2 separate regions of the Homo sapiens genome follow, and region 1 is linked to region 2. The links are chromatin loops, found by intact Hi-C in ENCODE. Cell type or tissue: mammary epithelial cell. All regions are shown on one strand. Each heading gives the region's core, and the rest is flanking DNA. Links, peaks and the distances in the headings are about the cores only. Region 1 has its middle 16 kb from the start of TLE6. Region 2 overlaps TLE5 (TLE family member 5, transcriptional modulator).

Region 1 (11,980 bases), core at 1,925-9,924, 94 kb before region 2:
ACCATTGCCTCCTACCCTGGGGGACAGAGTGACAGCCTGTCTCAAAAAAATAAAATAAAAAGGCGTGGCCGGGTGCGGTGGCTCATGCCTGTAATCCCGGCACTTTGGGAGGCCAAGGCAGGTGGATCACCTGAGGTCAGGAGTTCGAGACCAGCCTGGCCAACATGGTGAAACCCCGTCTCCACTAAAAATACAAAAATCAGCTGGGCATGGTGGCAGGCACCTGTAATCCCAGCTACTCGGGAGGCTGAGGCAGGAGAATCACTTGAACCCAGGAGGCAGAGGTTGCAGTGAGCTGAAATCATGCCGTTGCACTTCAGCCTGGGCGACAAGAGCAAGACTCCGTCTTAAACAAAATAAATAAATTAATTAAAATAAAATAAAATGGTGCCGTATTTGTGTAAAACCTCCACACACCCTCCCATATACTGTAGATCAGTTCTAAGTTGCTTATAATAACTAGTGCAACATCAACGCTATGTAAATAGTTGTTATACTGTATTTTAAACTTTGCATTATTTTTCTTCTTGTATTGTTAATTTTATTGTTTTTATTAAAATGCTTTCTTCTTCTTTTCTCTCCATTTTTTTTTTAAATGTTTTGTTTTGAGACAGGGTCTTGCCCTGTCACCCAGGCTGGAGTGCAGTGGTGGGATGGCGGTTCACCGCAGCCTCGAACTCCTGGGCTCAAGCAATCCTCCTGCCTCAGCCTCCAGAGTAGCTGGGACCGCAGGTGCAGCCACCACGCCTGGCTTCAAATATTTTCGATTCTGCTGAATCCACGGGTATGGAACCAGCAAATACAGAATTCGAGGACAAGAAACCCGCAGATAACGAGAATCAATTATACTAATTGTATCTAGAATATATAATGACGTCAATGGAAAAATTGCATGACCACCAGAGGGCACACTTTTACACCCAAAACGTCCCACTTTGCTGTTTGTTTTTTTGTGGGTTTTGTTTTGTTTTGTTTTGTTTTGTTTTGTTTTGTTTTGTTTGAGACGGAGTTTCGCTCTTGTTGCCCAGGCTGGAGTGCAATGGTGTGATCGATCTGATCTCGGCTCACCGCAGCTTCTGTCTCCCGGGTTCAAGCAATTCTCCTGCCTCAGCCTCCCAAGTAGCTGGGATTACAGGCATGCGCCACCACGCCTGGCTAATTTTGTATTTTAGCAGAGACGGGGTTTCTCCATGTTGGTCAGGCTGGTCTCGAACTCTCAACCTCAGGTGATCCGCCCGCCTCGGCCTCCTAAAGTGCTGGGATTACAGGTGTGAGCCACCGCACCCAGCCCACCACTTTGCTGTTCTTTGGAAATGTTCACAGAAGGCAAACAATGCTGTTTGCTCTGAGTTAAGGGGGAGAATATGCATATATTAAATACGCATGTCCATACACACACAGAGAAGGATAAAGCAACAGAAGGCACAAAAATAGCATGGGGGAAGCGCGGGGAAAGATGCGTTCAGGGGTTCTTGGTACTATTCTTCCAACTTTTCTGTAAGTTTGAAGTTATATCAAAGTAAAAAGTTGGGCTGGGTGCAGTAGGTCACACCTGTAATGCCAGTACTTTGGGAGGCTGGGGCAGGAGGATCGATTGAGCCCAGGAGTTTGAGATCTGCCTGGGCAACATAGCCAGACCCCATCTCTACAAAAAAATATGAAAATTAGCAAGTGTGGCAGCAGTACCTGCAGCCTCATAGCTCACTAAAGCCTTGACCTCATGGGCTCAAGTGATCCTCCTACCTCAGCCTCCTGAGAAGTTGGGACTACAGGCACACGCCATCACACCCAGCTAATTTTTCTTTTTATTCTTTTCTTTTCTTTTCTTTTTTGTGAGATGGAGTCTTGCTCTGTCGCCCAGGCTGGAGTGCAGTGGCGTGATCTTGGCTTACTGCAACCTCCGCCTCCCAGGTTCAAGCAGTTCTCTGCCTCAGCCTCCTGAGTAGCTGGGATTGCAGGCACGTGCCACCACGCTCAGCTAATTTTTGTATTTTTAGTAGAGACGGGGTTTCACCATCTTGGCCAGGCTGGTCTTGAACTCCTGACCTCCTGATCCACCCGCCTCGGCTTCCCAAAGTATTGGGATTACAGGTGTGAGCCACGGTGCCCAGCCACGCCTGGCTAATTTTTCAATTTTCTTACATGTTGTCCAGGCTGGTCTCAAACTCTTGGTCTCAAGTGATCCTCCTGCCTTGGCCTCCCAAAGTGCCAGGTGCAGGAACCACTGCGCCTCGCCCTTTCAGGAATTTGAGAATAGTCTGTTGGCAGTTGAAGACGGGTCATCCAAAACAAAGTTGCTAACCTGAATCACCCAGAAGCTCTTTGCTTTTTGTATTTAATCCTGGATGTTATTCTTAAATTTATCGTGGTAAAAGCATTGTAATTGGACAATGACAGGGAAAATTCATTCATTTAGCTCCAAATGACCATTGCTTGCAATCTGCAGACAATGTATCCGTTTATTTTTCTTTTCTGGTTTCTAACGCTATTGGTATTCTCATCATAACATGGTTTTCTTACATTTCTATTAGCTTGTCTCTTTTTTTCACTGAAATTGTTATTGAGATAATTGTAGAATCATATGCAGTTCTAAGAAATAACACAGACATTGGCCGGGCACGGTGGCTCACTCCTGTAATCTCAGCACTTTGGGGAGCTGAGGCAGGTGGATCACCTGAGGTCAGGAGTTTGAGAGCAGCCTGGCCAACATGGCAAAACCCTGTCTCTACAAAAAATACAAAAAAAAAAAAAAAATTAGCCAGGCGTGGTGGCGGGCGCCTGTAATGCCAGCTACTCAGGAGGCTGAGGCAGGAGAATTGCTTGAACCTGGGAGGCGAAGTTTGCAGTGAGCAGAGATCATGCCACTACACTCCAGCCTGGAGGACAGAGCGAGACTCAGTCTCAAATAATAATAATAATAAATAATAATGATAAAAATACAGACAGATCTTTTCTTTTTTTTTTTTGAAACAGAGTCTTGCTGTACAGACATCTTTTCTATACTTGGCCTAGATTCCTCCAATGGTGACATTTGGAAAACTAAAGTACATTACCACATCCCTGATATTGACGCTGTTAAAATCTATCCATCTTCTTCCCATGGCCCCATTTTACTTGTGTGTGTGTGTGTGTGTGTGTGTGTGTCTGTGTGTGTGTGTGTGAAGTTAACCTGGGTAAGTCTGTGTATCCATCACAGTCAAGGTACAGAACTTTGTCCGCACCACAAGGATGTCCCCTTGGATCCTTCTACAATCACACCCACCTCCCTCTAACGCTCCCATCCCCCAAACCCATCAGGAAGCTCCCTAAAAAGATGTTAGTCTCCTAGGGATCCCCCAGGTTCTACTCCCCAGTCTGCTGAGCTAGAAGCCCAACGCTGGGGTCAGAAATCCGCATACTTAATAAGATGCCCAACTGACTCCAGGGCTGAAGATAGGATTGGTGCAAAAATTGAGCCCGGCTGGGTGCAGTGGTTCATGCCTATAATCTCAGCACTTTGGAAGGCTGAGGTGGGAGGATCTCTTGAGCCCAGAAGGCGGAGGTCGCAGTGAGTTATGATTGCACCACTGCACTCCAGCCTCCACAACACAGCAACAGAGCAAGATCCTGTGTCAAAAAAAAAAGGAAGAAAAGAAAAAAGAAAGAAGGAAGGAAGGAAAAAGAAATAAAAGAAAGAAAGAAGGAAAGGAAGGAAGGAAGGAAGGGAGGGAGGGAGGGAGGGAGGCAGGCAGGCAGGCAGGCAGGCAAGCAAGCAAGCAAGCAGGCCAGACGCGATAACTCACACCTGTAATCCCAGCACTTTCGGAGGCCGAGGCAGACGGATCACCTGAGGTCAGGAGTTCAAGACCAGCCTGGCCAACATGGTGAAACCCATCTCTACTAAAAATACAAAAATTAGCTGGGTGTGGTGGCGAGTGCCTGTAATCCCAGCTACTCAGGGGGCTGAGGCAGGAGAATCACTTGATCCCAGGAGGCAGAGGTTGCAGTGAGCTGAGATAGTGCCACTGCACTCCAGCCTGGGTGACAAGAGCGAGACTCTGTAGAAAGAAAGAAAGGAAAAGAAAAGATCCCAAGGGCCCTTCAAAAGCCATTCCAAAGATTTCAGTTTTGCCTCTGAGTGAGTGGGGCCATAGGATGAGTATCAGCAGAGGAGGGACGGGATCTTACCTAACTTTTTTTTTGAGTCTCTACAAAAAATACAAAAATTAGGGGAGCATGGTGGTACACACCTGTTGTTCCAGCTACTTGGGCAGGGCTGAGGCAGGAGGACTGCTTGAACCTGGGAGGTTGAGGCTGCAGTGAGCTATGATCGTGCCACTGCACTCCAGCCTGGGCAACAGAGCAAGACCCTGTCTCAAATAAGAAGACAGAGAGCGGGCAGCGAGATGGGGGGCAGGGTGGGGGTGTAGCAAAGCTCCGTCCTCTATTATTGCATGGAATCAAAAATCACCATTGCAAATCCAAAAATAGAACGCTGAGCTTTAGTTTTTTTTTTTTTTTTTTTTTTTTTTTTTTTAGACAAGGTCTCGCTCTGTAACCCAGGCTGGAGTGCAGTGACACAATCTTGGCTCACTGCAACCTCAGCCTCCCAGTTTCAAGAGATTGTCCTGCCTCAGCCTGTTGACTACCTGGGATTACAGGCATGCGCGACCATGCCCGGCTAATTTTTGTTTTGTTTCGTTTTGAGATGGAGTCTTGCTCTTGTCACCCAAGTTGGAATGCAGTGGCACGATCTCGGCTCACTGCAACCTCCGACTCCCGGGTTCAAGCAATTTTCCTGCCTCAGCCTCCCGAGTAGCTGGGATTAGAGGTGCGCGCCATCACTCCCGGCTAATTTTTTTATTTTTAGTAGAGACGGGGTTTCGCCATGTTGGCCAGGCTGGTCTCGAACTCCTGACCTCAGATGATCCGCCTGCCTCCGCCTCCCAAAGTGCTGGGATTACAGGCGTGAGCCACCGTGCCCGGCCCTAATTTTTATATTTTTAGTAAAGGTGGGTTTCACCGTGTTGGCCAGGCTGATCACCATGTTGGCCACTCCTGGGCTCAAGTGATCCTCCTGCCTCAGCCACCCAAAGTGCTGGGATTACAGGCGAGAGTCACCGTGCCCGGCCTGAGCTTTAGTATTGAGAGTAGCAGTTCTTGGCCGGGCGCGGTGGCTCACGCCTGTAATCCCAGCACTTTGGGTGGCTGAGGCGGGCGGATCATGAGCTCAGGAGATCTAGACCATCCTGGCTAACACGGTGAAACCCCGTCTCTACTAAAAACATAAAAAAATTAGCCGAGCCTGGTGGCGGGCGCCTGTAGTCCCAGCTACTTGGGAGGCTGAGGCAGGAGAATGGCGTGAACCCGGGAGGCGGAGCTTGCAGTGAGCCGAGATCGCGCCACTGCACTCCAGCCTGGGAGACAGCGAGACTCCGTCTCAAAAAAAAAAAAAAAAAGAGAGTAGCGGTTCTCAAACCGTGGTTCCCTGAGTGGCGGCAGCAGCATTGTCACCTGGGAGCTTGCTAGGAATGCACGTTTTCAGGCCCCAGGCCCAGATTTGCTGCCTGAAAAAGTCTTAGGTTGGGGGTCCACAATCTGAGTTTTAACACCCCCCGCCCCAGGTAATTGTGATGCACACTCAAATTTAAGAACCACTGACTTAAAGATATGAAAGTCTTTGGGAGGCTGAGGTGGGAGGATCGCTTGAGGCCAGGAGTTCAAGGCCACTCTGAGCAACACAGCGAGACCCCATCTTTGCAAAAAGAGAAACAAAAACAGAAGAGGCCGGCCGTGGTGGCTCATGCCTGTCATCCCAGCACTTTGGGAGGCCGAGACGGGCGGATCAGGAGTTCGAGACCAGCCTGACCAACATGGTGAAACCCTGTCTCTACTAAAAATACAAAAATTATCCGGGCATGGTGGCGCCTGTCTGTAATCCCAGCTGCTCAGGAGGCTGAGGCAGGAGAATTACTTGAACCCGGGATGCGGAGGTTGCAGTGAGCCAAGATCGCACCACTGCACTCCAGCCTGGGCGACAGAGCGAGACTTCGTCTGAAAACAACAACAAACAGACAAGAGGAACATTCTTCTGATGAGGGAAATTTCCTTCTTTCTTTCTTTCTTTTTTTGATACGGATTCTGTCGCCCAGGCTGGAGTGCAGTGGCGCCATCTCAGCTCATTGCAAGCTCCGCCTCCTGGGTTCACGCCATTCTCCTGCCCCAGCCTCCCGAGTAGCTGGGACTACAGGCGCCCGCCACCACACCCGGCTTATTTTTTTGTATTTTTAGTAGAGACGGGGGTTTCACCCTGTTAGCCGGGATGGCCTTGATCTCCTGACCTCGTGATCCGCCCGCCTCGATCTCCCAAAGTGCTGAGATTCCAGGCGTGAGCCACCACACCCGGCCTAGTGATGGAAATTTTCTAAAATTGGATTGTGGTTATGGTTGTGCAGTTGGACACATTTGCTAAAAGTCATTGAACAATATGCTTTAAATGTATGACGTCATCTTATGTAAATTACGTCAACGAAGCGCTCATATAACATTTGACCTGTAGGGGGTAGCAGAGACCATAAGTTCAATTCAGAACAGCCCCTCCCTGCCTTGAGAGTCTCAATGGGATGAACCCATCCCTTTCACTTAGGAGTCCTGATTGGAATGAAGAATTGGGCAGCTGGGAATTTCCCCTCAATAGCCTAAAATGCCTTGTTTAACTAACTGTGGCCACACTCAGTTCTAAATTTATACCAATTAGCTGGGGGAGTTGAGTCTCTTGACCACGGAACCAGGAGAAGCCACATCCCCTCTCCAAGCCCGGAAGAGATGGTTCTCTTCTTTTTTTTTTTTTTTTTTAAATGGAGTCTCACTCCATCGCCCAGGTTGGAGTACAGTGGCATGATCTCGGCTCACTGCAGCCTCCGCCTCCTGGGTTCAAGAAATTCTCCTGTCTCAGCCTCCCGAGTGGCTGGGACTACAGGTGCCCACCACCACGCCCAGCTAATTTTTGTATTTTTAGTAGAGACAGGGTTTCACCTTGTTGGTCAGGCTGGGCTTGAATTCCTGACCTTAGGTGATCCACCCGCCTCAGCCTCCCAAAGTGCTGGGATGACAGGCGTGAGCCACCGCGCCTGGCCTTCTTTTTTTTTTTTTTTTTTTGAGACAGAGTCTCCCTCTGTCACCCAGGCTGGAGTGTGGTGGTGCAATCTTGGCTCACTGCAACCTCCACCTTCCAAGTCCAAGCGATTCTCCTGCCTCAGCCTCCCAAGGAGCTTGGATTACTGACATGCACCACCATGCCTGGCTCATTTTTGTATTTTTAGTAGAGATGGGGTTTCACCATGTTGGCCAGGCTGGTCTCGAAATTCCGACCTCAGGTGATTTGCAAGCGTCAGCCTCCCAAAGTGCTGGGATTACAGGCTTGAGCCACTGCACCTGGCCCGAGGGGATGGTTCTTAAAGGGTAAAATGTAAACTACGATCCACAGCTTGACCTTCAAAAGACTCCAATCCTTTACTTTCTTTTTTTGTTTTTTATTTATTTATTTTTTGTAGAGATGGGATCTTGCTATGTTGCCCAGCTGGTCTCGAACTCCTAGGCTCAAGCAAGCCTCCTGCCACAGCCTCCAGAGTAGCTGGGACTGAGGGTGTGAGCTACCATAACTGGCCTTGATGGGAACCAGTGTCCAGAGGAAGTGCAGGGCCCCATCAGGCCCAGGCATGCCATAGGGGCAAAGCTAGCGTGGACCCTCGCAACTGAGACATCCAAGGAAAGCAGACACCAAAAAACATGCATGTGGGTGGGTTAAAGTGCTCCCCACTCTGGCCAGGCACGGTGGCTCACTCCTGTAATCCCAGCACTTTGGGAGGCTGAGGCGGGTGGATCACTTGAGGTCAGGAGTTCAAGCACAGGCTGGCCAACATGGTGAAACCCTGTCTCTACTAAAAATACAAAAATTAGCCGGGCATGGTGGCGCGCACCTGTAATCCCAGCTACTCAGGAGGCTGAGGCAGGGCAATTGCTTGAACCTGGGAGACGGAGACTGCAGTGAGCCGAGATCACGCCACTGAACTCCAGCTTGGGCGACAGAGCGAGACTCCATCTTAAAAAAAAAAAAAAGTTCTCCCCACTCAGTCATCTCCTTCTAGCAATAATTTACAGAGCCCGTCCAGGACAGACAAGGAAGAATGAAACAAACAAGAAAATATCACAGGGTGGTGGGACGATTAGGAAAACTCGGGAAAGATGGAGTGATTTAAATCAGAGAAGTGTCTGCTGGGTGCGATGGTTCACACCTGTAATCCCAGCACTTTGGGAGGCTGAGGCAGGGGGATCACCTGAGGTCAGGAGTTTGAGACCAGCCTGGCCAACATGGCAAAACCCCATCTCTACTAAAAAAAAAAGTAGACTGGGCGTGATGGCTCATGCCTGTAATCCCAGCACTTAGGGAGGCCGAGGCAGGCGGATCATGAGGTCAGGAGATCGAGACCATCCTGGCTAACACGGTGAAACCCCGTCTCTACTAAAAATACAAAAAAAAAAAAAAATTAGCCGGGCATGGTGGCAGGTGCCTGTAGTCCCAGCTACTTGGGAGGCTGAGGCAGGAGAATGGCGTGAATCCAGGAGGCGGAGCTTGCAGTGAGCCGAGATTGCGCCACTGCACTCCAGCCTGGGCGACAGAGCGAGACTCCATCTCAAAAACAAAACTAAACAAAACAAAAATTAGCTGGGCATGATAGTGCGCCCCTGTAATCTCAGCTACTCAGGAGGCTGAGGCAGGATAATCACTTGAACCCAGGAGGCAGAGGTTGCAGTGAGCCAAGATCACACCACTGCGCTCCAGCCTGGGCAAAAGAGAGAGACCCTGGGTCTCAAAATAAATAAATAAATAAATAAATAAATACAATAAGAGAAACATCACTGAGAAGAGATTTGTTAATTGAATTCTGGATGACAGAGGGTGTTCGATTGAAGAGGGGATAAAGAAAGACTCAAACACCCAGGAGTTCGAGACCAGCTTGTGCAATATAGGGAGACCCTGTCTCTGCAAAAACAAACAAAAATTACCTGGGCGTGGTGGCAGGGGACTGTAGTTCCAGTTACGCAGGAGGCTGAGGCCAGAGGATCGCTCGGGCCTGGAAGTTTGAGGCTGCAGTTAGCTGTGATCACCCTACTGCACTTAGCCTGTGAGTCTCAGTCCCTGTCTCAAAAAAAAAAAAAAAAATAGAGGCTTGAACATGAATAATTATTCATCAGTGACCCTATGTTGAACCAACAAAGCTGCCCCCTGATTCTGGACCATCAGAAACTGTGAGATAATAAATGTTGATTGTTTCAACAATTCGTGTAAATGGCCCAGCAAGTTTAGGGGCAATTTGTTACACAGCAATAGCTAACTAATGTCTCTGGATTTCTTTTGAGAGGAAAGCCAGGTCCAGGAGATTCAAAACCCACTTCTTTTTTTTTTTTTTTTTTTTTTGAGGTGGAGTCTCACTCTGTCACCCGGGCTGGAGTACAGTGGTGGGAGCTCGGCTCACTGCAGCCTCCGCCTCCCGGGTTCAAGTGATTCTCCTGCCTCAGCCTCCCGAGTAGGTGGGATTACAAGTGCGCGCCACTACACCCAGCTAGTTTTTTCATTTTTAGTAGAGACGAGGTTCCATCATGTTGACTCAGCTGGTCTTGAAATCCTGACCTCAGGTGATCCGCCCACCTCGGCCTCCCAAAGTGCTGGGATTACAGGCGTGAGCCACCGTGCCTGGCCCTCAAAACCCACTTTTGGAGTGGATGTGGATGCCCCTTCCTCCAAGCTTGGGTTCATGAGGAGGTCCAGTCTAATGCCACTACCTGAGCAGATCCTAACTGGATCTCTCTATGATGGCGTAAGGGTTATGGGAATACCTCCTGGAGCAAGACTGCCTGGGATAAAATCCTAGTTTACTTAGCAACTGTGTGGTCCTAAGTAGGTCACTTAGCTTCTCTGGGACTTAATTTCCTCCTATGTAAAATGGGATTTAGTGGTTGATGAAAACATTGAGTTGTTATAGTTACTCATATGAAAGTCGTCAGAATCAGGCTGGGTGCGGTGGCTCACACCTGTCATCCCAGCACTTTGGGAGGTCGAGGCGGGTGGATCATGAGGTCAAGAGATCGAGACCATCCTAACACGGTGAAACCCGTCTCTATTAAAAATACAAAAATTAGCCAGGTGTGGTGAAGTGCACCCGTAGTCCCAGCTACTTGCGAGGCTGAGGCAGGAGAATCGCTTGAACCCGGCAGGCGGAGGTTGCAGTGAGCCGAGATCATGCCATTGCACTCCAGCCTGGAAGACAGAGCGAGACTCCGTATGAAAGAAAAAAAAAAAAAAGAAAGTTGTCAGAATCAAAATGGAGTGACTTGTGTTAAAAAAAAAAAAAAAAAAAAAAAAAAAGGCCGGGCGCGGTGGCTCACGCCTGTAATCTCAACACATTGGGAGGCCGAGGCAGGCGGATCACAAGGTCAGGAGATCAAGACCATCCTGGCTAACACGGTGAAACCCCATCTCTACTAAAAATACAAAAAATTAGCCGGGCGTGGCAGCGGGCACCTGTTGTCCCAGCTACTGGGGGGCTGAGGCAGGAGAATGGTGTGAACCCGGGAGGCGGAGCTTGCAGTGAGCCGAGATTGTGCCACTGCATTCCAGCTGGGGCGACGAAACGAGACTCCGTCTCAAAAAAAAAAAAAAAAAGTGACGCCAGGTGCAGTGGCTCATGCCTGTAATCCTAGCACTTCGGGCGGCAGAGATTGGCAGATTGCCTGAGCTCAGGAGTTCAAGACCAGCCTGGGCAACATGGTGAAATCCAGTCTCTACTAAACTACAAAAAAAATCAGCTGGGCGTGGTGACGGGTGTCTATAATTCCAGCTACACAGGAGACTGAGGCATGAGAATTACTTGAACCCAGGAGGCAGAGGTTGCAGTGATCCGAGATCGCGCCACTGTACTCCAGCCCGGGTGACAAGGTGAAACTCTGTCTAAAAACAAAAAAACAACAACAACAGCAAAGTGACAAATAGAGCCAGGGACAGCTTTGAATAGTGCGTTCTCATGCATGGATGCCTGATAACAAGAAAATATCACAAAAGACTGCATGCCGGGCACGGGGCTCACACCTGTAATCCCAGCACTTTGGGAGGCCGAGACAGGAGGATCACTTGAGCCTAGGAGTTTGAGGCCAGCCGGAGCAACACAGCCAGACTCTGCCTCTACAAAACAATAAAAAATAAAAAATAGCCAGGCGTGGTGGCACATGCCTGTAGTCCCAGCTACTCAGAAGGCTAAGGTGGGAGGATGACTTAAGCCTCGTAGGTTGAGGCAACAGTGAGCCATGATGGGGCCACTGCACTCCAACCTGAGCAATAGCATGAGACCCTGTCTCAAAAAAATAAAAGAAAAAAATAAAAGGCTGCAAACCCCAAAAATTTGCATCAAACTTCCTTTTTTCTTTTTGTTTTTTGAGATGGAGTCTCGCTCTGTCACCCAGGCTAGAGTGCAGTGGCGCAATCTTGGCTCACTGCAAGCTCCGTCTGCCACTCTCCTGCCTCAGCCTCCCGAGTAGCTGGGACTACAGGCACCCGCCACCATGCCGGCTGATTTTTTTTTTTTTTTTGGAGATGGAGTCTCGCTCTGTTGCCCAGGCTGGAGTGCAGTGGCAGGATCTCGGCTCACTGCAAGCTCTGCCTCCTGGGTTCACGCCATTCTCCTGCCTCAGCCTCCTGAGTAGTTGGGACTACAGGCGCCCACCACCACGCCCGGCTAATTTTTTTTGTATTTTTAGTAGAGACAGGGTTTCACCGTGTTAGCCAGGATGGTCTCGATCTCCTGACCTCGTGATCCGCCCACCTCGGCCTCCCAAAGTGCTGTGATTAAAGGTGTGAGCCACCGCGCCCAGCCCTGATTTTTTAAATTTTTAGTAGAGACGGGGTTTCACTGTGTTAGCCAGGATGGTCTGGATCTCCTGACCTCGT
Region 2 (11,980 bases), core at 3,199-11,198:
CCCATTTTACAGATAGAGAAACTAAGCCCCAGCGTGGTGAAGCCACTTGCCTGAATCAACCAGCTGTGAGAGGAAGAGCCAGGATTTAAATCCAGGCTGGACACTCCATGCCGAGGAACATCCTAGGACACCTGTGCCACTTCTGTGACAGCTGCTGATGCCTTTTGCACTCAGTTTTTTTTTTTTTTTTTTTTTTTTTGAGACAGAGTTTTGCTCTTGTTGCCCAGGCTGGAGTTCAAGGGCATGATCTCGGCTCACTTCAACCCCCACCTCCCGGGTTCAAGGGATTCTCCTGCCTCAGCGTCCCAAGTAGCTGGGATTACAGGCGCACGCCACCATGCCTGGCTAATTTTGTATTTTTAATAGAGACATGATTTCTCCATGTTGGTCAGGCTGGTCTCGAACTCCCGACCTCAGGTGATCCGTCCGCCTCAGCCTCCCAAAATGCTAGGATTACAGGCTTGAACCACCGCGCCCGGCCTGCTTTTGTTTTTTAATAAAGACAGTGTCTCGTTCTGTAGCCAGGCTGGAGTTCAGTGGCGCGATCATGGCTCCTTGCAGCCTCAAACTCCGGGGCTCAAGCAATCCTCCCGCCTCAGCCTCCAGAGTAGCTGGGACTACAGGCACACAACACCACGCCTGACTATTTTTTGGATTTTTAGTAGAGATAGGGTTGTGCCATCTCAGCCAGGCTGGTCTTGAACTCCTGGCCTCAAGTGATCCTCCCACCTTGGCCTCCCAAAGTGCTCGGATTACAGGCATGAGCCACTGCACTCCGCCTTATTTTTATTTTTTGTAGAGATGATGTCTTCCTATGTTGCCCAGGCTGGTCTTGAACTCCTGGGTTCAAGTGATTCTCCAATCTCAGCCTCCCAAAGTGCTGGGGTTACAGGTGTGTGCCAGCGTGTCTGGCTGGACTCAGGGTCTTTGTGTGGGAACTGGGGTAGGGATGTTGCGAAACCCACCCTGCTTTTGGTGGGTGAGAGTCAGAGGAGGCCTTCAGAAAAGTGACTTCTAGGGAGTCTCAGAGAATTAGAATGCCTGGGAGGGGAAATAAAGAGAACCCTGTTCCAGGCAGAGGGAACAGCATGTGAAAAGGCCTCAAGGCAAGGGACAGCAAGATGTTTCACCTTGGCTGCAGCCTGTTGAGTAGGAGTGAAAGGAGGGATGGGTAGGGTCTCCTGGGCCGAGGTGAAGAATTTCGAATTAATTCCAAGGGCAGTGAGAGCCAAAGATAATCTTTTTTTTTTTTTTTTTTTTTTTGAGACAGAATCTCACTCTGTCAGCCACGCTGGAGTACAGTGGCATGATCATAGTTCACTACAGCCTTGACCTCTAGGGCTCCAGCAATCCTCCTCACTCAGCCTCCCAAGTAGCTGGGACCACAGGTGCACAACACTATGCCCGGCTGATTCTTTTTTTTTTTTTTTGAGACGGAGTCTTGCTCTGTTGCCCAGGCTGGAGTGCAGTGGTGCGATCTCAGCTCACTGCAAGCTCCTCCTCCCGGGTTCACGCCATTCTCCTGCCTCAGCCTCCCGAGTAGCTGGGACCACAGGCGCCTGCCACCACGCCCGGCTAATTTTTTGTATTTTTAGTAGAGACGGGGTTTCACCGTGTTAGCCAGGATGGTCTCGATCTCCTGACCTTGTGATCCACCCGCCTTGGCCTCCCAAAGTGCTGGGATTACAGGCATAAGCCACCGCGCCTGGCCATAATTCTTATATTTTTGTAGAGATAGGGTCTCACTATGTTGCTTAGGCTGGTCTTGAACTCCCAGCCTCAAGCGATCCTCTCACCTTGGCTTCCCAAAGTGCTGAGATTACAGGTGTGAGCCACCAGGAGCAGCCTATCTTTTTTCATGACTGTGTAGTATTCTGCTGTGTGACCATGTCACAATCCATCTATTTGATTGGGGGCAATTATGACAAATTACAGCAGCTCTAAACACTCTTGTTCAGGTCTGTTTTTTTGTTTTGTTTTGTTTTGTTTTGTTTGAGATGGAGTTTCACTCTGTCACCTAGGCTGGAATGCAGTGGCGCAATCTCAGCTCACTGCAACCTCCGCCTCCCGGGTTCAAGCGATTCTCCTGCCTCAGCCTCCTGAGTAGCTGGGACTGCACGGCTGCCACCACACCCGACTAATTTTTGTATTTTTAGTAGAGATGGGGTTTCACTATGTTGGCCAGGCTGGTCTTGAACCCCTGACCTGAGGTGATCCACTCACCTCGGCCTCCCAAAGTGCTGGGATTACAGGCGTGAGCCACCGCGCCTGGCCAATTGTTCGGGTCTTTTTGATGGACTCATATGACATTTCCGTTGGGAGATGGATCCAAGAGGGGAATTGCTGGATTATGTGGTGCCAAGTGGCCTTCTGAAGTAGAGGTAAGAGTTTACCCTTGCTGGCCGGGCGCGGTGGCTCACGCCTGTAATCCCAGCACTTTGGGAGGCCAAGGCGGGTGGATCACGACGTCAGGAGATCGAGACCATCCTGGCTAACATGGTGAAACCCCGTCTCTACTAAAAATACAAAAAAAAATTAGCTGGGCGTGGTGGCGGGCGCCTGTAATCCCAGCTACTTGGGAGGCTGAGGCAGGAGAATGGCGTGAACCCGGGAGGCAGAGCTTGCAGTGAGCCGAGCCGAGATTGTGCCACTGCACTCCAGCCTGGGCGACAGAGCAAGACTCCATCTCAAAAAAGAAAAGGAAATAAGAAGAATTTACCCTTGCCAAGGGGTGTGCCTAGGCGTGTTCAGGTTTCAACAAGGGTAAATGTCAGCAGGGGATGATCCCTTGCAACTGGCATTTTTAGAGGCACTTTGGCTGCAGTGGAGATGGGGTGGGACCTGCCAGGAGGCTGGTGTGATCAGCCAGCCCTGTCCCCTCCACTCCCAGCCCTCTCCTCAGGGACATGAGACATTTTCCCCAATGTCGGCTGTCCATCTCCACCCTTGTCAGCTCCCCTCAGCTCGGACTTCCTCCTGCCGTGAAGTCCCTCCAGAGTAGAAATGGCCATCTCCCATTTGCTGGGTGGGCAGCAACATGTTCCCTTGGCCCAAGTCCCAGAGGAGCCAGGGGCTGAGGCCAAGATGGGAAAACTGGGGGCAATCCCCTTTCCTTCTGGCTTCCCCACGGCTGGTGCAGCTTGGGTGAGGCGGTGGGGGTTGGGGGGCTTCTGGCTGTTCCTTAGAGGATGGAGGCTCAGCTGGGGCGAGTCAGTGTTCTCTCTGAGTATACTGGCCAGGCACGGGGGCTCACGCCTGTAATCCCAGCACTTTGGGAGGCTGAGGCGGGAGGACTGCTTGAGCCCAGGAGTTTGAGACCTGGGTAACATGGTGAAACCTCATTTCTACAAAAAAAAAAAAAAAAAAAATTATATATATATATATATATATATATATATATATATATATATATATATATATATATATATACAAAAGATTAGGCGAGTATGGTGGTGCATGCCCACTGTCCCAGCTCAGGAGGCTGAGGCTGAGGTGGGAGGATCACTTTAGCTCAGGGAAGTTGAGGCTGCAGTGAGCTGTGATCACACCACTGCACTCTAGCCTGGGCAACAGAGTGAGACCCTGTCTCAAAAAAACAAACAAACAAACAAAAAAAACCCACCCAGAACCGAAAAGAAGTGTACCTGTGTGGGCACTGGGGCCTCCTCTTTCTCTAAGGGAAGAGAATGTCCTTTAGGTCTTCAGATCTCGGGTGCAGAAATCAGCTCTGCCACTGACTCACTTATTTTATTATTAAAAAAAAATTTTTTTTTAGGAGATGGGGTCTTGCTATGTTGCTCAGGTTGTCCTTGCACTCCCGGCCTCAGGCAATCCTCCCACCTCAGCCTCCCCACTTACTAGCTTAGGGATCCCTTCGCCTTTTTAAGCCCCCTTAACTGCCTGTCTAAACATCAACCACCTGGGCCATGCTGTGTGACCTGAAGTCTTCAGCTCACCCTCTCTGGGCTAGGCATCAGAGCAGTGTAGGCCAAATGCAGAAGCGTGACCCACCAACTCTTTTTTTTTGAGACAGCGTCTTGTTCTGTCGCCCAGGCTGAAGTGCAGAGGCATCATCTCAGCTCACTGCAACCTCTGCCTCCCGGGTTCAAGCAATTCTTGTGTCCCAGCCTCCTAAGCAGCTGGAATTACAGGTGCACGCCACCATGCCCGGCTACTTTTTGTATTTTTTTTTTTTTTGAGATGGAGTTTTGCTCTTGTTGCCCAGGCTGGAGTGCAGTGGTGCGATCTCAGCTCACCGCAACCTCCTTGAATTCAAGTGATTCTTCTGCCTCAGCCTCTTAAGTAGCTGGGATCACAGTTGCCCACCACCACGCCCAGCTTTTTTGTATTTTTAGTACAGACAGGGTTTCACCATGTTGGCCAGGCTGGTCTCGAACTCCTGGCCTCAAGTGATCTGCCTGCCTCAGCCTCCCAAAGTGTTGGGATGACAGGCGTGAGCCACACCGCACCGGGCCACAGCTAGGAACTCCTGATGTTCTAGGAGGATGTCTCACATTGGAAGGAACCCCGTCCTCCCCCGGGGGCAGCCACAACACAGAGGCAGGGACACAGCACCGAAGCTTCTCACATCTTTATTGGAAAGGCACAGCTAAGCCCACCCTTGATACAGCATTTTCCACTTCTCTCTGTAGAGATCAGACGATTGAACACGAGATAAGCTGACTATATACAGACACAGGTGTGGGTGTTGCTTTTTTTTAAAAACACTTTTGTCTTTTTTTTTTTTTAATATCCCCTTTCTTAAAAGACAAGCTAGTATACTGGAAAAAGAAAAAAATAATAATAAAATAAAAACCAAGACAACTTTAGTACCCTCATCTTTATTTGGGAAGGGGAGGGGGAATCCTGGGTCGCCCACCCTCACCCTGCTCCTCCCAGCTCAGCTAAGCTCGTCCCTCGTGCCCCCCCTTTTGTGGGCGATGGGAGAGGACCAGGTGGGCGTGGAGGTGTCTGGAACTAGCAGAGGTGGTGAGTGGGGCAGGTGGAGGTGGGAGCATACCTGGGACCCGGGGTCGGGGGAGACTCGGGGTGCCCAGGACGGGAAAGGGGCAGCTAGCATTGCGTGCATGCAGTACCAGGGTGAGAGGGCTGTGGCCCAGGCAGACTGTCGGTTACACATGTTCAAAACGGGGGAAGGGCCGGGGCTGCTGCGCTTCGCGAGGTCTTGCTCCCTTGGGACCTGGTCTCCCATCTGACCCTCCAGGCCTTAGCTTGCCTCACATGTCAGGGCAGGTATCCACCTAACCAGGCTGCAGGGGAGGAGGAGGGAAGCCGGGAATGGGGTAGGAAGAAAGCTAGAGGTGGCCTGCAAGCTGGGCTGGGGCCCCCGCCGGCGGCCACCATAAATACTATGGGAGTTTAGCCAATCCCGAGCTCCGCTGTGTCTTGTGCTAAACATTCCTTTCTCTCCGTGCCTCTGTCTCCCCTCTGTCCCCCCTCCCAACCTCCCTGTCCCGGCCCCCTGCTAATCCGACTTCTCGCCATCATCCTCCTGGTGGGTGTCACCATCGTGCCCGTTCTTGTCTTCCTTGGAGAGGTGGGCCTGGGAACCCAGCGCGGACAGCGAGAGGAGGCCGGTGCCTGCGCTGACCGCCGGCAGCGAAGGCGGCTGCAGCCCCACGGGTAGTGGGGTCAAGGGCAGGGCCAGGGCCTGCAGCTGGGACAGCTGGTGGGCTTGGAGCTGCTGCTGCAGGGCGGGGGAGGGGAACATTAGCTGCCTGGGGCCCACCTGTCCCCCGCCCACCCGCCCAGGTCCCCATACATACTCGGATGATAGAGTTCAGCTCGGGAGCGGTGACCTGCTTGGCCCTCTCAATGGCTCCCAAGACCTGCTGCTGGTGCTGGAAGGGGGTCGGGGGAGAGGAGAGGCAGTGATTCCTCCTGATCCTGGGAGAGGAGAGGGGGACGGCCCTGAGGCCAGGAGGAGCCCCACTACCAAGTGGGCCATCATGTCTGCTCCTCCCAGTGGTTTTCAACCCCATCAGAAAGCACCCTCCCTCTCTCCAACTGCTTCCTTTCACCAAGCTCGTCTCTTCGTCTGGCCAACAGAGACAAATGGAAAAGTGCAGAAAACAATTAAAAGGGTTTTGTGCTAAGTAGTTAGGAAACAGCTTTTGAGTGAGCCCGGGAGAAACCCTGGATCCTGACCTATCCTATGTGCACAGCCACCTGCAAAGATGTGAAACATGTGAATGTTTGTGCAGTACACAACCTGCCCAACTGTACAGGGACGTCCTGATCCTAGGAGCTCCAAGACTGTGCCCTGAGTCTGGCCAAATTGAGCCCTTCTCCTACCATGGCTGGGGAGGGCCCAATGAATTCTGGCAGGGCTGGCTGGGGAATGGGCTCAGATTCAGGGCAGTTCCTCCCTGAGCTCTCCCCAAACACCTGACTCTGTGGCCAGCAGATGCTAGAATCTACCAATCTCCCTTTTTGCCTTGGCTACCAGGAAGCCTCTGTTCTGAAGGGCTCCAAGTGCCCTTTTCTCTAGGGCTTTCATTGGGTCCTGCTAAGACTTGTCCCTGGGCAAAGCAGGGCACCCAAAGGATCCTGAGATACCCACAGGGATTGAAGAGGAAGTTACAAACTTTTGACAGTAAACTTGGCAGGGACAGGAGATGGGCCTTACATGGCCCTGGGGAGGGGCGGCCTCGCATCCTGAGCCTCAGAACCCAAGAAAGGAGAAGAGGAGCTGGGCGTCAGGTTCATCTGGGTGTGTGTGTGCATGTGGTAATGTGTGCTCAGGATCACGTGTGCCCACGTGTAGCTGCACATTCCTGCATGCGTGTCCCTGTGCTGTCTGCACACACGTGTATCCGTGTCTGCATCTGTGTATCTCCCGTGTGTTGATGTGCTCGTGCCTATCTGTGTGGCTGTGTCCATGTGTGACCACCCTGTGCTACCCCTTCCCCCACAATCCCCTAACACCCTCTAGTCCTTGGTCCTGTGCAGCCCGCATGGCCTGGAGGAGGATGTCTCAAGAGGGTGAAAGGAGGAAGAGAGATGAGAAAAAAACATTCCTGGTGCAGTTTAGGCCCATCTGACATTTCTACCTATGACATGACTCACTCCAGCTGGGAATTCCAGAGCAGGGTGAGGCCCGCCCCCCACACGCCTGCACCCCTGGAGTGTCTCTGGCCCGGGGATTCTTCTGCACAGGCCGGCTCTGGTGTTCAGAGCCAGGGAGGTCCAGAGAGGGGAGGCGTGTGCCCTGGGGCGCCCAGCACACCACCCAAGATGGCTGCAGTGGACAGGGGCTGGGCAAGTGCGGGGCCCCCTCACAACCCCTCCCCAAGGCCCTGGCTCTTACCTCTTGGGAGAGGTAGGGCAGGACCTGGGCACAAATCCCGTTCAGCCTTTTGACGATCTCAGCCTGGAACACACAGATGAAGCCGGCTTCAGTCCTGGGCGGGTGGCAGGTGCAGGCTAGCCACAGGAGGCCTGCGCGGGGCCCGGCCCAGCCCTGCCACTTGCGGCTTCTAAGAGGGGCTAGGTCTGGCCAGGGTGGGATGAGCAAAGCCGTGTTCGGGCCCGAGGGCAGCCAGTCAGTGGCAAAGGTGGGGCTGGACACCGGCTGTCGCCTGCAGCTTAGAGTGAGGTAAGTGCAGGATGAGGCCAGACTGCACATTCCTCGGGGGTCGGCCACTCAGGCCCCTGGCAGGTAGTAAGCGCTTGTGCGAATGTAGGGAGGGCTGGGGGCCGTAGGCTGTGGGGAAGGTCTCTGCCCCTCCCCACCACCGGGAGAAACACTCCCAGGGAGGCCTGAAAAAGAGGCGGGGCGGGGGGGAGGAGAGCGGGAGCTTGGGGAGGGCTTAGGAGGTAACAGGATAACCGGGCTGGCTTGGTGCCCAGCCGAGGGCCGGCCGCTACCTGCCTGGGGGTGCCCAAGGCGGGGCTGGAGGTGGGGGGAGGAGGGGGAAGGAGGAGGAGGAGGAGGAGGAGGAGGAGATGGGCGTACCTGTTTGTGCATCTCGATGTTCAAGCCGTAGGACATCTCGTAGTACTGTATGGGGGAGAGAGAGGGGGAGCGGGAGATGGGGGTGGGGAAGGATGGGGGGACACGGAGACAAAGAGATAGGGGAGTGGCAGAGACAGACAAAGGGGGGAGACAGCAAGAGACAGCTGAGGGCAGGAAAGAAAGGAGAGGCAGGTGGGAGGGAAAGAGGAGGGAGAGACGCCCACACCCAGCATCCCAGCCCGCCCTGGAGAGGGGCAGGGGGCCGCTGGGGCTGCGGATGGAGACTGGGGGCACTTTAGGTCCCTAGCCCTGGCCTGGCTCCTCCCCCACTCCATGTGCACCGCGAGAACACGCATTCCAGGGCTCCTAATCTTGTATCTTTCTATGTCTTGTCTGCGGGTGGGCCCAGACGCCAGGGAAGTTTGCCTGCCTAGGTATAAACAGTGAGGGGTAAACAAAGCCTGCTGGCTCTGGGGCCAGCAGCTACCCCCACCCCAAGCCCCAGATCTCACCCTGCCCCTCCCCTGCTCTAAACCCTCCCATGGCTCCCTGTCACCCCTGGGGGAAAACCAAGTTCATTCCCAGGCCTTCACGTAGTTTCTCTGTCTCTGTCTGGTGAACTCCTACTCATCCTGCAAGACCCCAGCTGTGTGCCCCATTTCTCCATATAGTCTTCCTCAGGCAGGTCCTAGGTCCCTCTCTCTGACCCCAGCCCTATTCTTCTGGCTGGGAGGGTCAGGGTCTGGCTCTGCCTCCCCCACAGTCTGGGAGATTTGGGTACTGGGCTGAGACCCCAGCATCGCTGCTCGAGGGCCAGGCCAAGGGTGGGTAAGGGAGGGGATTTTTGATGCAGAAATCGTCACCTGGCAGTTACAAAACCGAGCAAGTGGTTCTGGCAGCAGCAATGCAGTGTCACACATCAGCCCCCCGAAATGGGTAGGGCTCAGACCCCCTCCCACAGGCTTCTTCTTTGAGCTCGGGCCCAAAGGGGTTAAGCGTGTGGACGCTGGGACCTTGGCGGTGGGGAGGGACTCGGCTGCTCCCCCACGTCAGTTCCTGGCTGTTGGCTTTCACAGCCGGTGAGCCTCCCTCTCCTCCCTCCTCCGCTGCCAAGGACAGCCGGGGGACCTGGCAGGGCCGGTCTGCAACCCGGCGGTTTGGCACCTCGGCCACTGCCTCGGCCATCTGCCAGGCTAGCGAGGCAGGCTCAGCCCAGCAGGGGCCGGCTGAATGGAGAACAGGCCCCGATCCTCGCGCTTCCCAGGGGAGGTGGCCGGGGTTGAGGGAGCAGCTGCCCGTGGTGGAGGGGATGTGGAGGGCCCTGTCGCCCGCCCCCAACACTGGACCTGGGGGCGGAGTGACGTTACCATCACATAGTGACGCTGCATCTCTGACTTCTCACTGGCCAACTTGTCACATTCGAGCTTGAGGCTGAGGAGGCACAGGGGGGAGATGGGGTGGTTAGTGGCGGCTGGGCGGGAGCCCCCCACCCTCCGTTATCCAGGGGAGGAAACTGAGGCTCCAAGTCCCCTGTAAGGGCAAGATCAGCCAATTCTCAGAGGGTCAAGCAATAATTTTTTTTTTAAATTGAGACGGGGGTCTCCCTATGTTGCCCAGGCTGGTCTCAAAAACTCCTGGGCTCAAGCAATCCTCCTTCCTCGGCCTCCCAAAGTGCTTGGGGTTACAGATATGAGCCACCCACCGTGCCTGGTCAATGAAGCCGTAAACTTTCATAGGGGCTGAGGACATTGAATTGAGGGGCAGGGAAGTTGGTAAGAGTTGAGCTCTCTGTGATGCTGCGGGGAGGGGAGAGCATCAGGGCCCCTGACTGTAAGAAGGGGGTGATGAAACCACCCTTGCAGATCTGGTTGGGGGGAAATAAGCAACATTATAGTAACATTATAGGAACAACAGAAGTTAGAGGGGGCACGGTAACGCTAGCTCTGAGAGTCTCACGAGCCTTCACCTCTCACGGTCCCGACGAGGCCCGCAACGTCATTGTCACGCTCCTTTTATAGATGACACAGTGGACACCCAGAGAGGGTGAGGAACTGGCTCAAGGTCACACAGCCAAGCAGCAGCCCAAGCTCTCAACCACAGGGGAAAATTTTCCAGACCCAAATAGAACGTACAAAGAGGCTGAGAGGGTCTGGGGCTGCAAGGCGGCTCCCGGCTGGACTTCCCAAGGGGACCCTAGCTTCATGGGGGGCCTGGACTTCCCAGGCAGACCCCTCAGCTCCCTCTTAGTCCTTCCTAACAGCCTTTTTTCTTTAGCTGGGACAAAACACACCATTTCTCCCACTCCACCTGGCCAGTCCGGGTGGCTGACACCAGAGCTTCCTACAGGCCCTCCCGGGAAGGATGAGCTGTGGGGCGTTTCTCAAAGCCCCCATGAGGGCGTCATGGCCGGAGGGAAGAGAGCAGGCAGGAGGGCCTCCCAGTCCAGGAAAAGAACTGGTGATGGTGGTGGGGGAGGTGTCCTTTAACCTACTTAAATCCAACCCAGCACAGGGGCCCTGCGGACCTGGCTGTGGCTTACCTGCTTCTGCCATCCCCACCCCCTCTCGGACTGGGTTCAAAGCTCAGCCCTTCGTCTTCCCTGCTGTGTGACTCTAGGCAAACTCCACTACCTCTCTGGGCTTCATTTCCTCCTCTGTGAGGTACCACTAACAACCTCGCAGGGTGGGGTGGAGAAGAGTCAATGAATTCAGACAAGAAAAGTTCTAGAACAGTACCTGGCATACAGTAAGCATCCCATAAATGCACATGGATCTTAGGATACCCCAGGAACCTGGCATTTTGCTCCACCGGAGAAGAGTGTGCCGGGTTAGGGATGCTTTGGCCGCCACCAATTTTTCTCTAGTTTTCTTTTAAAATGTGCATTTGTTGCTACCATTAAAAACAAAAACAAAAACAAAAAAAAACCGGGGCTGGGTGCAGTGGCTCACGCCTGTAATCCCAGCATTTTGGGAGGCCAAGGCGGGTGGATCACTTGAGGTCAGGAGTTTGAGACCAGCCTGGCCAACATAACGAAAGCCCGTCTCTACCGAAAATACAAAAATTAGCCGGGTGTGGTGGTGCACGCCTGTAATCCCAGCTACTTGGGAGGCTGAAACAGAAGAATCGCTTGAATCCCAAAGGTGGAGGTTGCAGTGAGCCGAGATCGCGCCACTGCACTCCAGCCTGGCGACAGAGCAAGACTCCGTCTCAAAAAAATAAAATAAAATAAAAAAGAAGTTTCACTCCAAAGCCTGCATTTCTGGCCTTTCTTGAAAAATAGGATGGTCTGGCCACCCAGGGGCTGTTACGCCTCGAACATCCGGTGTGTGCCTCTGATATGGTAGGGTCCCTCGTTGGACAGCAGGAAGCCCAGGCCCAGCGGATGGAGACCCCAAAGCTCAGAGAGGGCTTCCGGCTTAGCAGAGGTCACACAGCACTGTGACCGCCATCTGATCCCTTCCCTGTGGAATCAGGTCAGCCCCGGGGCTCACCAGGCGGTATCCAACCCTTCATATCGAGGAACCCGCACAAAAGCTTCTGGGGCCTGCATGGAAAGCTGACTCCAGCACCTTCGACTGTCAGTGTCTCAGTTTGCCCAGCTTGAGAATGGGTACGACAGTCGGACGACAGGAAGGATGAAGCACGAGGAGGCACGAACGGTCTTGAGCACACAGGGAGTACCCAAAAAGGTGGGATATTTGCAGCAGCAACAACAAAATCGAGATTCCCCTTTCTACTTGGAGGAAATCCAGGATCCTTCCAGGAACACTTCTGGGGTGGGCACGCTTCAGTTTAGAGAGGGCCCCAAGGCCAAACGGGGGTTTGAGCATAGCCTGACTTTCTCCAGATTCCCAGGCCCGGCGTGCCCCTCCAGAGCAGGGCAGGCGAGAACCTATATCCTTAAACCAGGAGAGAGACCTGGTGCAAACCTCAGCCTTGCCACTTCCTCAATGCTATGGACACCCCCGAGGAAATAACATCATAACATCTCTGGGCTTAAGT

What was found. Peaks named below come from ENCODE experiments on the same cell type or tissue, not always from the same donor. Only the 100,000 strongest peaks of a DNase experiment are listed, where the experiment ranks them.
Region 1: a loop joins it to region 2, with 4 times the contacts of the local background. A loop is called at or near these places in 21 of 110 quality-filtered maps.

Annotation. Positions count from the first base shown.
Region 1 is chr19:2,955,721-2,967,700 of GRCh38, forward strand. No RefSeq gene overlaps it. Among named protein-coding and RNA genes, the nearest start is that of TLE6, 16 kb to the right of the region's middle. In mammary epithelial cell, for the core only: a CTCF peak has its summit at 6,539 (motif pointing right); no DNase peak of the experiment used is centred there.
Region 2 is chr19:3,048,334-3,060,313 of GRCh38, forward strand. It overlaps TLE5 (TLE family member 5, transcriptional modulator), which reads right to left. Exons shown (of 7, transcript NM_001130.6): 3 at 9,346-9,409; 4 at 7,979-8,023; 5 at 7,331-7,393; 6 at 5,787-5,861; 7 at 4,577-5,707. The coding sequence ends at 5,486. Among named protein-coding and RNA genes, the nearest start is that of TLE5, 8.2 kb to the right of the region's middle. RefSeq lists enhancers at 6,275-6,840, 9,100-9,664, 9,665-10,229 and a silencer at 11,183-11,386. In mammary epithelial cell, for the core only: no CTCF peak of the experiment used is centred there; DNase peaks (open chromatin) are centred at 7,098, 7,878 and 9,128; H3K4me3 peaks cover 467 bases; H3K27ac peaks cover 506 bases.